2 separate regions of the Homo sapiens genome follow, and region 1 is linked to region 2. Evidence: read pairs that join two places in POLR2A ChIA-PET (ENCODE). Cell type or tissue: GM12878. All regions are shown on one strand.

The links. ChIA-PET counts read pairs that join two places held together with the same protein. Peaks named below come from ENCODE experiments on the same cell type or tissue, not always from the same donor. Only the 100,000 strongest peaks of a DNase experiment are listed, where the experiment ranks them.
Region 1: POLR2A ChIA-PET joins it to region 2 with 6 read pairs; 2 of 35 experiments call an interaction of 5 or more read pairs at or near these places.

What each region holds. Positions count from the first base shown.
Region 1 is chr6:12,329,261-12,337,260 of GRCh38, forward strand. No RefSeq gene overlaps it. Among named protein-coding and RNA genes, the nearest start is that of EDN1, 43 kb to the left of the region's middle. In GM12878, a CTCF peak has its summit at 6,630; DNase peaks (open chromatin) are centred at 6,065, 6,589 and 7,510; H3K4me3 peaks cover 229 bases; H3K27ac peaks cover 1,469 bases.
Region 2 is chr6:12,051,511-12,059,510 of GRCh38, forward strand. The region is part of intron 2 of HIVEP1 (HIVEP zinc finger 1); the gene reads left to right. Among named protein-coding and RNA genes, the nearest start is that of HIVEP1, 43 kb to the left of the region's middle. RefSeq lists enhancers at 316-585, 616-665, 686-765. In GM12878, a CTCF peak has its summit at 787; a DNase peak (open chromatin) is centred at 521; H3K4me3 peaks cover 1,515 bases; H3K27ac peaks cover 2,929 bases.

The DNA of each region.
Region 1 (8,000 bases), 280 kb after region 2:
CCCTGACACAAGGTAGGTAATTAATAAACACATATGGAATGAATGAGGTTGTCTAGGGAGTCTCACTGTTTTCGCCCAGGCTGGAGTGCAGTGGCGTGATCTCGGCCCACTGCAACCTCCGCCTCCCGGGTTCAAGCTTTTCTCCTGCCTCAGCCTCCTAAGTAGCTGGGATTACAGGCTCCCACCACCACGCCCAGCTAATATTTTGTATTTTTAGTAGAGACAGGATTTCACCATGTTAGCCAGACTGGTCTCGAACTCCTGACCTCAGGTGATCCACCTACCTCGGCCTCCCAAAGTGCTGGGATTACAGGCGTGAGCCACCGTGCCCTGCCTGATGTGTTTTGTTTTATTCAAGAATTCTTCATAAGGGAGTCAGTGAGGAGAGGGTGGGTCTGGCCTCTTCCCTGGGTCTGTATAATTGGACTCTGGAAAATGGAATTCCAAGCCAAGGGCATCCTGGGAAGGCTTGTGTGTGCACACTCACCCATGAGGCCTGCCCGTCCTCCTGTGCTGTGGTGCTCAGACGGCTTCCTGTGCAGGTGACTGACTCAGGGCTCTTTTCACTGGGGACCTAGATAACAAATTGTTCTTGTGACAACTTAGGGAGCAGAGCAGAGAACAGAGTGAGAAGACAGAGGGAGAAAAGTGGTGGAGCTAAGAAAGGAATATGAAATATGATTTTTTTTAAGGCAGCCAGGTAGAATAGAAATGGGGGAGGGTGGTGGGTGCAATATCTCATGCCTGCAATCCCAACACTTTGGGAGGCTGAGGGGGGCGGATCACCAGGTCAGGAGTTCAAGACCAGCCTGGCCAACATGGTGAAATCCGGTCTCTACTAAAAAATACAAAATATTAGTCGAGTGTGGTGGTGGACGCCGGTAATCCCAGCTACTCGGGAGGCTGAGTCAGGAGAATTGCTTGAACCCGGGAGGTGGAGGTTGCAGTGAGCCAAGATCACGCCACTGTACTCCAGCCTGGGCGACAGTGCAAGACTCCATCACAAAAATAAAAAAAGAAATGGGAGTTGGGGTAATTTTCACTCACTTCTCCACTAGAGGGTTCCCCCTAACCCCCTTCTCTCTGTTTCTTTTACTTGTGTCACCAATTATAAGAAGACACAGAGCAGTTGCTTGGACCTTCTTCTTGCTGGATCAGAGATGCTTGGGCCACAACTTTAAAAGTAGAAATTGATGTGTGTGACAATGATAATGCAAATGGCTACTAACTGTTGAGTGCCTCCACTTCTAAAGCTCAGTAGAATGCCCTTATGTTATCTCCAATCTTTACAACAGTGTTAGAAGTGGGGGATTATCCCATTTTACATATAAATAAATTGAGTCTCGGGAAGCACTAAATGTATCTGGATCTCTCTGTTGCTTGGAAACATTCGTCTTTGGTATTTTCCCTTTCCCAGAAGCTCACGTTCAGCCTTGAGCAGAGTCAATAGTTACTGTAAGTGGTGATGAATTGAAGGGAAGGTAGAAAAGCTTCAAGGACGAGATTTGAATTATCTTTGACAATGTAATAGTGTGCAACCCTGTACTTTAATCTGCCTGGCAGATTGGAGTTGAGGAAGAGGCGTCAGATAGCAACAGGATGGAGTCATAGACAGGCATCATCCCCTACCTCACCTCAACCCCTATGTTAGAAGGACAATACTATGTGGTTAAAATGTGTGAACTATCAGACACAAGAGAACTTATTTCTTTGGGGAATGAGGTTGGGGTGTTAGAGCTACAAAGGAGGCCATGCAGCCAGCATTGAAGTCAGTTGATGGGAAAAAAGGGGTTGAAGAAAATATCTCAAAAAAAGGGGTTGGCGAGAAGCAAAGATCTGTTCTAAAACCAACTCTTCATTACTCATCATGCTGTGGCCCAGAACAAAAAAAGGCAGGGGCCATAAAATTGCAAAAGAAATCTTAAAATCTCATTTTAATTTTGAATTTCCTCCAGAAAATGTGCTTGGAAGGTTGCTAAAAAGCAGCTACATCCATAACTTCTATTTTACCCTCCTGTATTTTTCCTTTCCCTTCCTTAAAATAAAAATGGACAATCCTTAACACAGCATTTTTTTTCCCATCAACTGACTAGAGGGATCTGAGGTTATTCCAAGCTTTATCTGTAGAATAATCAAGGATTGGTTGCAGTTTGGGGTGAGGGGGACAGCCTACTCTCCAGTGTTTTGTGCATGGCTGAAGGCGGTCTGCTAATATGTGAGCACATAAGGAGCTTGCTAATTTGTCCATTAAAAGATTTGTCAACCAAACAGCCTACCACACAAGAACTGCCCTAGGCTTCAGAGCCAAGAAGTCAAAACAAACATCAGTGGGGCCCATGGATTTGGGTCACTGAGATAAAAGGGAAAAAATTTATTTTGGTGCCTGGCTTGTGTTATCCCATCCCAGGCTGTGGCTGTTGGCTTTGACTGCTAGGAAACCAAGCAGCCAGTCACAGTTCCTGGGTAAGTGGACCCAATTATTTACTCGTCCCTTACTTCTTTTAAATCTCTGAACCATTCATTCATTTGCCCCAGCTGATTTCCTCTGTACCTCTAAAAGTTGGGTCTGAAGGGAGTTTAGAGTGACGCTGAAGAATCTCAGGTGCACTAGATTACCACTGACTTTGCTATTACTTTGAATGTAAAAGAAATGCTGTTGTTAATGCAGCTGATAAGCCCCTGGCAGGCTGGACTGAATAACCCAGAAACTCCTAACATCTAAGGTCTAACACTTTCACCTACTTGGGCTTTTATCTCACTGTCACCGCCTATTTATCCTCCATTCAGCAACAAGCTCCTTGAGACCTGGTATTCCAGCACCCAGCACAGTTCTTGGCAAACAGTAGGAGCTCAACAAATATTTAGTGAGTAAATGGAATGAGATTGTGCAGATTCCCATGATGTCACCTCATGAGGTTGCTCAAGTAGGCAGATCCTCTGAAGCATTCTAGAAGGGCGAATGAGAACCTTGGGGCAGGGACTCTATCTCATTCATCCCTGTATCCTGGAGCACACCGTTTGCTTAAGAATGAATGAAGCCCTGTCATTGCTCAAGGGATGGGAGTGGGTGGGTGATATGTTTTGGGATAGTCCCACCCCATCCTCAGTTTGCAAGGTCCTCAGGAGATCCTGCATCGGAATGTGTCAGAGAGGTCCAGCTGTTGCTAAAAACCTCCAGAGGGATCCAAATGGGGGGCACTTTCCACAGACCACGTTCTCGTTTCTAAACTGCTGGCAACACAAGCAGACTTGAGGAGGTAGCCAGTGGGGCAAAAGTCCTAGGCTCTGTTAGCCAACTGGGGGACAGAAATAACAGGAACAGGAGGAATGGCTTTAACAATCATACTTTATTATGATTGCAGGAAAACCACCCAGGAAACACAGGCCCGACTGTTCATAACTCAAAAACAGGAAATGGACAAAACTTACGATAAGGGGAAGGATAAATGATTAGCTTAAAGGGAAAAATAGGCCCAAGGCTCATAAATGTGCCGTGAGTTTACCTTATGTAAGACCTTTTTTTTTTTTTTTTTTTTGAGACAGAGTTTTGCTCTTGTTGCCCAGGCTGGAGTGCAATGGTGTGACCTTGGCTCACTGCAACCTCCACCTCCTGGGTTCAAGCGATTCTCCTGCCTCAGCCTCTTGACTAGCTGGGATTACAGGCTTGTGCCACTACGCCCGGCTAATTTTGTATTTTTGGTAGAGATGGGGTTTCTCCATGTTGGTCAGGCTGGTCTCAAACTCCCGACCTCAGGTGATCCATTCATTAAAAACAAATTCAGTATGGACTTAAGAGTTAGATATGAAAACTAAAAACATATAAGAACTACAACAAAATATAAAAGAATCTTTTCTTTCTGATCTCTTCAATGAGAAACCATTTGGAAGCACAAAAGCAAAAGTAGAAAGCTAATTTAAAAGAGCATCTCCTATGTTTTATGTATAAAATATACAGAGAAAGTTTCATTTCCTTCTTTAAGCCTCCATCTCCATATTTTGAACCACAACATGTATGCCTGTTGAAATCAAGAATACAACAAAAAACATCCTTTTAATAATTAAACCAAAGTGGAAAAAAAAAAGGTGTGTACTTATTCCATAACATCTCACATCATCACCCAGGCAAAACCACTGGAGTTACTAGGGTGCCCCTTTAGGTGCACATTTTTTTTTTTAATATTTTTGTTTCTGCTTGCTATTAAATTTCTACCCTACCTTCAAAAGTTTGCACTGAGAGCCAGGCATGGTGGCTCACGCCTGTAATCCCAGCACTTTGGGAGACCAAGGCGGGTGGATCAAGAGGTCAGGAGATCAAGACCATCCTGGCCAACATGGTGAAACCCCATCTCTACCAGATATTCCATTTTAGCTGAAAGCATAAGGGATTAATCTCACAAGAGGAAGTAGATTCAATTTAATGGCAAGTTTTTTGCCTCTGTGATCGAATACAGTCATGTGCCACATAATGAAGTTTCAGTCAACGACAGATCACACATATTACATGGTCCCATAAGATTATAATACAGGGCCGGGCACGGTGGCTCATGCCTGTAATCCCAGCACTTTGGGAAGCCGAGGTGGGCAGATCACGAGGTCAGGAGATCAAGACCATCCTGGCCAACATGGTGAAACCCCGTCTCTACTAAAAATAGAAAAATTAGCTGGGCATGGTGGTGGCATACGCCTATAATCCCAGCTACTCAGGAGGCTGAGGCAGGAGAATCGCTTGAATCCGGGAGGCAGATGTTGCAGTGAGCCAAGATCGTGCCACTGCACTCCAGCCTGGGTAACAGAGCAAGACTCCATCTCAAAAAAGAAAAAAAAATTGCGTACAGCTGTAGGTAGAGGACTAAAGAAGGCCAAGCAGGTACACAGCACAATTTATTACCAATTTACCACAATCTACCACAGTTTATCTGGTCCTGGGGTTCATCAAGGAATGATCTGCATTCTGAGATACTCCCTCTCCTCATGTTCCAGGTATTTGTGTCTTGAAAGAAATTCCTGCCTTTGTTGAACTCATCTTCCTCTTACATTTTACACTTGTGTCTTCCTCTTTTTTCGTTTGTTCTAAACTTCTCACAGTGGATTCTGGCTACCCATATTCTCAGCCCTGTATCCCACTTGGTGTGTGTGCATGCACACACACACACACACACACACACTATGCTTCATCTACCATTGTTATACCTGGACCACCTATTGTACCTTTATACCTTCATTCTGTTCTCTCTGCTTGGATTTTTAATTTTTTTTTCTCTTTTCTTTACAGCAAACTCTGTTCCTTCTTTAAGCGCCAACTCAAAAGCTCTTTTGTGCATGATCAAGCCTTTCCTGATGCCCTTGGTGAGAGGGGAGCTCCCCTCCCCTCAGCTCTGGCCACAGTGTATCCGGATGGCCACTGTCCCACTGCAGCACGTGGGCTTGTTAGCTGTGATGGCTCCTGGAGGGCTGAGGCCACGTTCAATGCTGTGTCTAATTCAGCTTTGTATCCCCAACATCTCACACAGTACATAAAACAGAATAAACACTTTTGTTTATAAATGACTCAATGAGTGACATTGTGAATGGTGAAATAAAAACTGGTTACTACATCTCTCCATGAAGTAGTCTTTAACTCTTTGAGGCAGAGTATCACACCATTATTCCTTAGCAATTTTGTCTTTGAGAGAAATAATCCCCACCCCAAATCATATTTGTTTTATGTCTCATTTTTCAACTTGTTGTATATTGGAATCTGATATGCTTAGCATCTGAAGTATGAGATTTACCATAACAAAGGTCAGGGGAAATTCTAGCCTTTGGATTCTACTTCTTGGTTTTGTATATTTAAAGTTTCAGGTACATCAAGTTTTTTGGAAGTGAATAATAAAACTTGAGAGGTTTCACTTATTTGCCTGAATTAGGATATTTATTCCTATGACAATTATTATATTACTCCTTCAATTCCAAACAGCTACCAGAAAGCTCCCAGGCAGGTATTATGCTTTTAGTAACTTATTTACTTAACCACAGAAATTGGCCCACTGTATGCTAATAGGCTGCTACTTTTGCTTCCTTTCTGGAAGGCCCCATGTGAAGTCCCAACCAAGAATTTTTTGCAAGTTGAGGGCCATCGTAGGTGAAGGGCCAGTCTGAAAGGGCCAGTTTACTGTATGCAGTTTACCAGCTGGTGATCAATGTGTAACTTTGATCAAGGGTTATCCTGGACCACTCTGCTGAGTACTTGTCATCTATTAGCTCAGATTCATTTTTCACAGCAGCCTTGTAATACACTTATTATTATTTTTAATACATTAGTATTATTTCCAGTATTTCCAGGTAATGAATGAGAGCCTAAGAGAAGTTAAATCATGGGCCGTAGCTCACCTAAACTAGTACATGGAGAGACGGAACCAAAGCTCTGTGGAGTCCAAAGCCCTTGTTCTCTTCATTAGACCCTCTTATCTCATGAGAGTAGAAATTTGACAAGCCACAGGGAGTGATAGTGGGTTTTTATCAGACCTTCAAGGCTCTTTAAAACACTGTAGTTAACATTGAGAAAGCAAATCTTCTGGACTTCCAGGGTTTCCCTTTGGTAGACCTGCCTCTTAAGGGTTATTCATTCTGACACCTGTTGGTGGGGACACATCTCAAAGGCTGGCTGAGCACACAAAGGAAGAGGTTTGAGCTGGTACCAGTCTCATCCAAGGTCACCTGCACTGGGAAGGGGGTGCAGACCTGTCCTATTCTGCAATTAACTCAGGGCTTTTGTTTTCTTTTCAACGGCCCAGATTTTTCAACTGAGCCATTTTCAGAGCAGCAAAGATGGGAAGGCCAATTCTTCCTGTCTTTGCTGCTCTGAAAAGTTCCTTATTTGTAGGTTTCTTTTTTTGTTTGCTTGTTTGAGATGGAATAAAGAAAGGCCTCAGTTCAGACTTACCACCCAGTGGGCCAAAAGAAGTAAAGTGACCCCTTTCCTTGCAGAGCCCTCCAGGGCAGAGCCTGGCTGAGGGCTGACTTCATCTCACATACCTACTGACAAACAAATAAACAAAGGAGGAGTTTTAAACTAGTAGCCATAACAAAAGTGCAAACAGAGAATTAGCTGGAAGCCAAGAAATCGCTGGAAGCTGCTTCTGCTGTCACGCAACACTGCTGGCCTTAAACCTAGAAGACTCCAGAAACAGTCCTTGAAGCCACAGCAGGCAACTAAATCCCACCCACTCAGCACCAGGCCAGAAAGATGACCCTCAATACAGTGGGGAAGAAGTGAGGGTTTACCTCCACACCTTCATCCCACGCCACTTACCTAAGTAGTGTTTTGGTGTCAGTTGCCAACTGATAAGGGCTTTCCCTTATTTCATTCCGCAGGGAAAATTGGTCTTTTAACAGGTGAAATAGGGAACTCCTCCAGTACTAATTTACTGTTGAATGTTTATTTCCTCTTGTGTAGTTCTATTTTATATATTTTCTCCTCTCAATTGATGAATTACGTAAGCAAGCACTGATGAGGCCCTTTTCATTCCAGACACTCAAATGACAACTCTGGCTACCCATGCTGGTTTCACTTAACTTCTTCACCTAGGTAGCTCCTGGTTTGAGTCAAACAACACTCAGAGATTTGTGGGCTATTCAAGCTCAAAGAAACACTAGAGAATTACAATATTAATAATAACTAACATTTATCAGATGCTTGCTATGGGCCAAGACTTTTGCTATGATTTTGTATTTTTGTTTGTTTGTTTTTTGTTTTTGTTTTTTTGAGACGGAGTTTCGCTCTTGTTGCCCAGGCTGGAGTGCAATGGCGCGATCTCAGCTCACTGCAACCTCCGCCTCCTGGGTTCTAGTGATTCTCCTGCCTCAGCCTCCCGAAGAGCTGGGATTACAGGCATGCGCCACCAAGCCTGGCTAATTTTTGGTATTTTTAGTAGAGACAGGGTATCTCCATGTTGGTCAGGCTGGTCTCGAACTCCTAACCTCAGGTGATCCGCCCACCTCGGCCTCCCAAAGTGCTGGGA
Region 2 (8,000 bases):
TTGCCTTTACTATGTGTGTGTATACATAGTGTATGTATGTAAATACTATATAATTAGTGCATTTTATTATTTCACCCTAATTAAATATAATATATAGATAAAATATAAATAGATACAGGTATCTTTACATGTTAACATGCAGTCTAACCATTTTTTTTGTTTCTCGGGAAGGGAGGTGGTGGGGAGGGTGGTACATGAATGGGTATTACTAAAATTACTTTATTAGGTGGGCTGAAGTTTTTATTTGTTTTTGTTTCTTTTTATATAAATCTTTATAAACGCTTATTCACTGTGCTTTTTACTTTTAGTCAGCTTCTCTTTCCATATTTACACTTGTCCATAATTATACTTCAGCAATCTTGGGAGAGAACCTCTGTGGCTTTCTGAAAAATTATTCTTTTATATAAACTTGCCCAGATGAGTTATAGGAGGAACTGTTCTCTCCAGTTTCAAAATGAGTTTACATACTGTGTGGGGGGACTTTCCAACTGAGGATAGCATGTCGTGGTGTGTGGTTAGCCAATACAGAGATCTAAGAGGCTGCACGGCTTTTGCTAACTTGTGAAACATGCCTTTAATTTTAAAAGCAGTCTTTGGAAATTCTACTTCCATTTGTACATGGCTTTAGATGAATAAAGACATGTCTTCTTACGGAATCAAGACCACGGCATATGTATACAGGCAGATGATGAATGTATTGATTCTTTTACTTCACCTTATATTTACTCAACAAGGAGACATCTAAATAATGAAATGCATCTTACTGGAACCACCCAAAGTAAGCCACTTAGAGGGCCACCTAGAGATAGCTTTGTAGAGCATGATGGAATATCTGAGGGTTTTTATTAATACATTTTAACTTTCTTAAACATCATTTAAAAAATTAATGTTCTAAATATACCTCCAATAGTACATGAAACTGTTACAATAGTGTCCGAACCTTATGTGTGTAAAGTTATTTGGTCAGTTTGGAAAATTTTGTAGTATTTGTGAAGAAGGGTACAAGAGCTAACATACATTGAGTATCTACTCTGTGTCTGGTGTGTTCCATCAGTCATCTCTTTCAGGAATTAAAACTATCTTATGAGGCAGATAGCACTATTTAATTTTTTGTTATGAAAGAGGCTGAGACTTGGAGAGTTGGAGTCTCTTGCCTTGTATCATGTACCTAGTAAATGGCCAAACTAGGAATTGAGCCTCAGTTTTGTCTGAAAACAAATTCTTACTGTTCCCAGTGTACCTTGTTACCACAATTTACTTTCTTTTCTTGTCTTAAAATGAAGTCTGAGGTTCTAATTTCACCAGATTAAGACTAGGTAACCATCTGTAAACTAGAAATTTTAATTGATAAAACAATCATTCCTGTGCTTTAAAAATGCAGGCTAAAATGGTTAGGAAATGCTATCTTTTGGAGACTTGTAGCAAATGCTCAGAAAGTAATTTCTTGGGGTTGGGCGGGGATTCTCATCACAGTTTTTAAAATAATTTGATTGTCATTATTGCAAAGCTGTGTAGTTCCTGTAATTGGAGTATTTGCCTTTACACTTCACAGCTATAATTTTCTTCAAGATCGGAAGACTTTCTGAGCAGCTGCTTTAATTTACATCTGTTTTGGGGAAAATATAACACATGTCCATAGTATATGGTGTTCATTATAAAGATTTGCAGTAGACAAGGTATAAAATTATTATAAATATTTCCCAATATGCTGTTCATGTGTGTGTGTGTGTCTGTGTGTGTGTAGGGATATTTTGTGGCATATATAGCCAAATTTTATTTGCTGTTCTTTAAACATTGAGATGTCCTGACTGTCAATTTGTGGTTTGTTTAAAAGAAGAGTGGGATTTTTTTCTAGTCAAGTTAGAAGATAAAGTTTACCAAGGATACAAATAAGAGAAGCAGTATAGAAATGTATTATAAGCCATGGAAAATTATTATAAGAAAACACCATTAATTATAAATTAACTAAAATTTTAGGATATGACAAAAAAAACATAAATAGGTACCTGTGAGTCTTAAGGGGCAAAAGACTAATAGAAATATTCTGAGGCCCTGTGGAGATGGTGTGGGGGAGTTCTGAGTCCATAGCCCTAGGTAAGGGCAGAATTGATTCCATGTCTTGACTGAAACCAAAGTGGAGGTGGGATAGGGGGATGCTCTGTTGGGGGCTGTGTACTGCTTAAGCTAGGATATATTTGGAGAGAAAAGAAAACATTAATTTTCCTTTCTCAATCATAGCAAACCCCTTCCCCCACAAAACAGAAATTGACAAGAGAACCCTAGAGATAAATCTGCCAAGCTCTGTTATATGGTGGCTTTCAGCCCTTTTCCAGAATAAATAGGATGAACATCTTGGTACATAACGTATCTTTTACTTAAGGTCATTATTTTTTTCAATAAAGAATATGACAAATAGGATAACAGAAAGGGAACGTACATTTGATCCTTCTCCATGTGGAAATGTGAGCTACAACTTGTTAGTATCAGAAACGTAGGTTATCTTTCCCTTCTCCATTTCAAATAGTCTGTCATATTTGAAAGCTAATAGCTTTCAGGCTCGCATTGCCCATAACTCTCAGCAACATATAAAACATGCCCACTCTGTGTTTATTTACTTTAATCTGTCAATTGTGATGCCAACTCAAGATATTTGGGATTATTACATTTGATTCACTCATTTGCCTGATGACTCTGCAAATAATTGGATTGATACCAAGGTTTATGCTGTGGAAACTATGGTATGAAAAACAGTATATAGTCTATAGGTATATTTACAAGAAAACATACACTATATGTTTGTTTCAGAAAATTTGGAAGATCCACATACAGAAGTTATAGTCACTCATAACTGTACCATCCAGAAATAACTACTATTAACAATTTGATATCTTTCATTTATATGTATACATATGGATATATATGCATATACCTACATATGTATCTAGACTATATATACATGCACATTTACACACATATACATATGAATATATAACTACACATGAATTTTAAAGCACAGTTGGCATCATACAGTATATCTTTTGGGATGCTCCCCTTAATATTATCTATTACTAGTATTTTTCGGTGTCATTAAAATTCCCTATAAACATCAGTTTCAAATGACTGCATAATATTGTATCACATGACTTCACCATAATGAACTTTTTTTGCTGTTATTAGTTTGTTTCCATTTTATTTGGTTATCGTGGAACCTCTTTTTTCACTTTTCTGATTAACATACATGATTTCATGACATAGCATATTATTTGATGTTGTGCTTCTTGCTCATTAAAAAATCTGAGCATTTGAGAAGAACCTAATTCAGGGTTGTGATATTCATTTGTATGTTTATCCTGAAATACTTCTAAGGAAAAAATTATCTACATGTTAAATACCCATTTTAGAAAGTTACCTTTGTTAGCTTCAGTTTGATCTACTTTCATTCAGTTTCTCGTGAGATGTAGATTGTCTTCTCGCTAGGTAGTCAGACTTCTGTGCAGAACAAGATGGGCAAGTTCCTGCTCTTGTAGAGTTTACTGCCTAGTGGGAAAGTATAATACTAAGTAATTAATACATTATTATAGAATTATACTTGCAATAAACATTACGAACCTAAAGTTATAGTATGTTTTTAGAATGTATACTTGAGGAATCTAAACAGGAAAGAAAATTCTTCAGTTAAAATCATGATTTTCAGTGGCTCACGCCTGTAATCCCATCACTTTGGGAGGCCAAGGCGGACGAATCACGAGGTCAGGAGATCGAGACCATCCTGGCCAACACGGTGAAACTCCGTCTCTACTAAAAATGCAAAAATTAGCTGGGCATGGTGGCACGTGCCTGTAATCCCAGCTACTCGGGAGGCTGAGGCAGGAGAACCCCTTGAACTAGGAAGTCAGAGGTTGCAGTGAGCTGAGATCCGCCACTGCACTCCAGCCTGGCAACAGAGTGAGACTCCGTCTCAAAAAAAAAATAAAAAGTCATTATTTTGTTATCTTTTTTTGTTTCTATTTAAAATAGAAAACCACAATGCCTCATCTGACCAGTTGGCACAAACCGGAGGATACAATATGGACATGGTATTTATATGTTTTTCTCTCACCAATATCCAGTTTACAGGAGAAGAAATCTTTAATCCTTTTGGTTGGATATTTGATTTCTGAGCTGGAATTTTTTTCTAAGCTAGCAAATTTCAGGATACAAATTGAGTTATTTCTGCCAGCATCCTGGATTGGAATCATGAGATTTCATCACTATGATTAAAAGAGCCTTTCCCTGCTCACAAAGCAAGTTAAACAAAATCAGCAAGATGATGGAGATAAACGTGCTTGGTCCATAAAGCCCAAGACAAGTGTTCTATTAAGCTAGTGCTGTTATAAAGTGAGCACAGGGAGATATGGAAGGCTAGTGTGCATCATTTTGGGGAACTGTACTATATGTAATATTCGTGCAAAAGATGAGCTGTTATTTGCTCCTTTTATTTTATATGCGCTTGCTCAGCACCTTAGGTAGCAGAAGTCATATATTGGATTAAATGGCTCTAGGCACTTGTTCTAGGGGCCCTAGTTTTATCCTTGATCTGGTAAAAGGCTGGAATAGAGAAACTAAGGTTAAAAAAAAAGATTAATGAAGAAGCGGAAGTGAAGAGTCTGGAGCAGAAAATAAGTTTAAATGTCTTTGGGATTTATTTGGAGGTGAAATAGGATCAATAAATTACTAGTGTGTTACTGGGCAATGTGAGGTTTGAAGATGAAGGAAGTGTCTTGAATGTACTTACTATGTTGTATAGAGCCTTAGACTCGAGGTAGTATGATGTTCTTAAGGAAAAGTGGAAAGATTAATATTAATAATAATAATCTGTGTTTCCTTCAGTCGAATTCATAGCAGTTAATGTCTTGCCACATTTGCCTTATCTCTGTATATGTACTTTTTTGTTCATTTATTTGTTGTACATTTGAAAGTGTATTAAAGTTATCAATTTTTGTAAGTTGAATTTGAATATGCCACTTTACTGAATTCTTATTCTTATCGATTCAGTTGATTTTGGGGGGATTTGTCTAATTAGATTATCATATCAGCTGCAAATAAAATGATTTTGTTTCTTTACAATTTTTATGCATCTTTTAAATTTTTTGTAATTTTATTACATTGTCCAGGACTCTAGTGAAGTATCAAATACTATCATTGGTAAAAACGCGACTTTAATGGCAATGCTTCTGGTAGTTCACAGTTAAATACAAGTTAGCTTCTCAGACATTGTTTACATAGTTTTGGAAATTATTTTAATCATAACTTTTTGAGTATTTTGCAAATAATGGTATGGTTTTTTGTTTTTGTTTTTTTTTTTCAAACAGAATCTTGCTTTGTTACCCAGGCTGGAGTGCAGTGGCATGATCTTGGCTCACTGCAGTTTCTGCCTCCTGAGCTCAAGTGATCCTCCCATCTTAGCCTCCCAAGTAGCTGGGACTACAGGTGTGCAGCACCACACCTGACTAATTTTTTAAATCTTTTTTGGTAGAGATGGTGTTTCACCATGTTGCCTAGTCTGGGTATGGAATTTTTATCAGTGTTTTGGTTTAACATGTCTGTATAATGAATTGTAAGCATAGATTTTTCTGATGACAAAGCTATCCTTATATTCTGGAGCTCTAACTTGGTGATGATATTTTAGTCTTTTTATATACTTGAGTACAACTGTATTTTAAATTAATGAATATAGATGCTATTGTGACTGATGAAATAACAGGTGCATTTAAAAGTATTGCCTGTATTTTTATTATTGATATGTTTGCTAAATCAACAGATAGTAAAAATATAACTACTGTCACCTGGAGGACTATAGCATTGTTTGTTGGAAAGAAGACCTCATGCTTGAAATGGTTGGCAGTCAGTAATCTAGATACTTAGAAAAAATGCATATTTTCCTCCTTACCCCTTTTTTGGTAGTTTTGCATGTGAGTATATGGTATATGGTCTAGAGATGATCTTGATATTAATCTGCAGATTCCGCAATCTCAGAAATAAGAGGAACTTGAAGAGGTTACCTCCATTGTTCTGTTTTCTGTTTATCAAAGACTCTCAGAGATGATGACTGTGTTATAGTCTCATGAAGTAACTCATTCTAAAGCTTCACCATCAGTTGGTATCTCCTAACTTTGATGTTCTGGGGTATTCTAGTTAGTAGGCTCTTCTGATATGCTCAGGATTGGTTAAGAGGCTTCTTTCTTGAATATTTGATATTATAACTCTTTCTAAATAGATTAGAATGATGAATATAAAATTTAATAATTATTTGGACAATGGGAGGGGAGTCAGTAGAATCCTTTCTAATAGTAATACAGTAACTGTAAAATGTGAAGAATAGTGTGCATCATTTTGGGGAAGAACGTTTAGAGTAGCACTCGGCATGTAGTTTGCACTCATTAAAGATTACTTCTTATTGTCTAACAAATACTCAAATATTTTATTCCCCATAGCCTTTTGACTTGCATGAGTAATTGAAAAAAAGAAAACCAATTGTGGCTTTCTTGCTAAACAGATGTTTAGAGTACATAAGTCCCTGAGGCCAGCATGTTGAGTTGTCACATCGCTTTAGTGTGAGAAGGAAGGCATCTAGGTAATCAGATTGATTCTGATTGTTTCAAACCAAAATGCTGCTGTCATGTAAGGGGGCTTTGGTCTGAGAGTGTTTGTCAGTGTCAATATTGCCAGTGATTTGGAAAAAAAAAAAGTGTAAAATTTATATATACTGCATTTATAAAGTGCTTAGTGGTAATTCTGCAAATGTTAGTGTTTTGAAAATAGCATTCATCCAGTCATGTGTTTAGAGAAATAGAAATTGTCAAAAGGAAGTTAAAGGGGTTGATGATGTCATTTACATTTTAGTTCCACTCCCAAGTTGGCTGGCTCTTTTGAAGTTGACTCTTAAAATCCTAGAGTCATTGATCTTATAGCTGAAAGGAACCTGGAGAGCATTGATTCAAAATATGTTTGTTGTTGTTGTTGGAACAAATATTGCGTTAGATATTAGAGATATAAAAATGAATAAAATATGGCTGTTGCCCTTAAAGTCTAGCCTAAAAGATAGACAACCTGAACAAATACTTTACTTTGGGGTAGTAAGTTCTGGAATGGAAGCTTTAGGCAGGGGGTAGATTTTCCATGTTTCCTAGGTGTGGCTCCAGCAGCTTGGGCAAGCAGCCCAGGCGCAAACAGCTCCGTACTGGTGATGGTATTGCTGGAACTAGACTCCTGGTCTCTTGATACAAGTCACGTGGGGCTGACCTAGTAAGCTTTGCAAAAGAAAATTTTACCAAGCATGCATGTATGCATGTAAATATCTATGTAAGTATGTACATATGTATTGATTTAGTACCTTGCTCTGTGTAGTTAACAGCTGCTTTATGTGAGACGCATAGACATAGACATTCATGCTTACTTTTTTTTTTTTCTTTTTTGGAGACAGAGTGTCACTCTGTTTGTTGCCCAGGCTGGAGTGCAGTGACACAATCTTGGCTCACTGCAACCTCCACCTCCCAGGTTCAAGCAATTCTCCTGCCTTAGCCTCCCAAATAGCTGAACATTATATTGTTCACCAGTAGTATCTTGTTCCAGGCTATTTCAATTGGAATTATTATTATTAGACCATCACATGTTTATAACCACTTACAGAATTTGATACCACTGTACCTAGCTAATTTTTGTATTTTTAGAAGAGATGGGGTTTTGCCATGTTGGCCAGGCTGGTCTCCAACTCCTGACCTCAAGTGATCCACCTGCCTCGGCCTCCCAAAGTGCTGGAATTACAGGCGTGAGCCACTGCGCCCAGCCAACATTCATACTTTCTTATCCTACATTTTTTGGGGGGCGGGGTACAGAGGTTGGGTGGGGATTCCCGCTAAACATTTAGAACCAACAGCAATGAATAATTTGAGTAATTTGTAATGTGATTGTGTTATTGTGTTATCTAGAACACTATACTCTAACCCTAAACCTCAAGATAA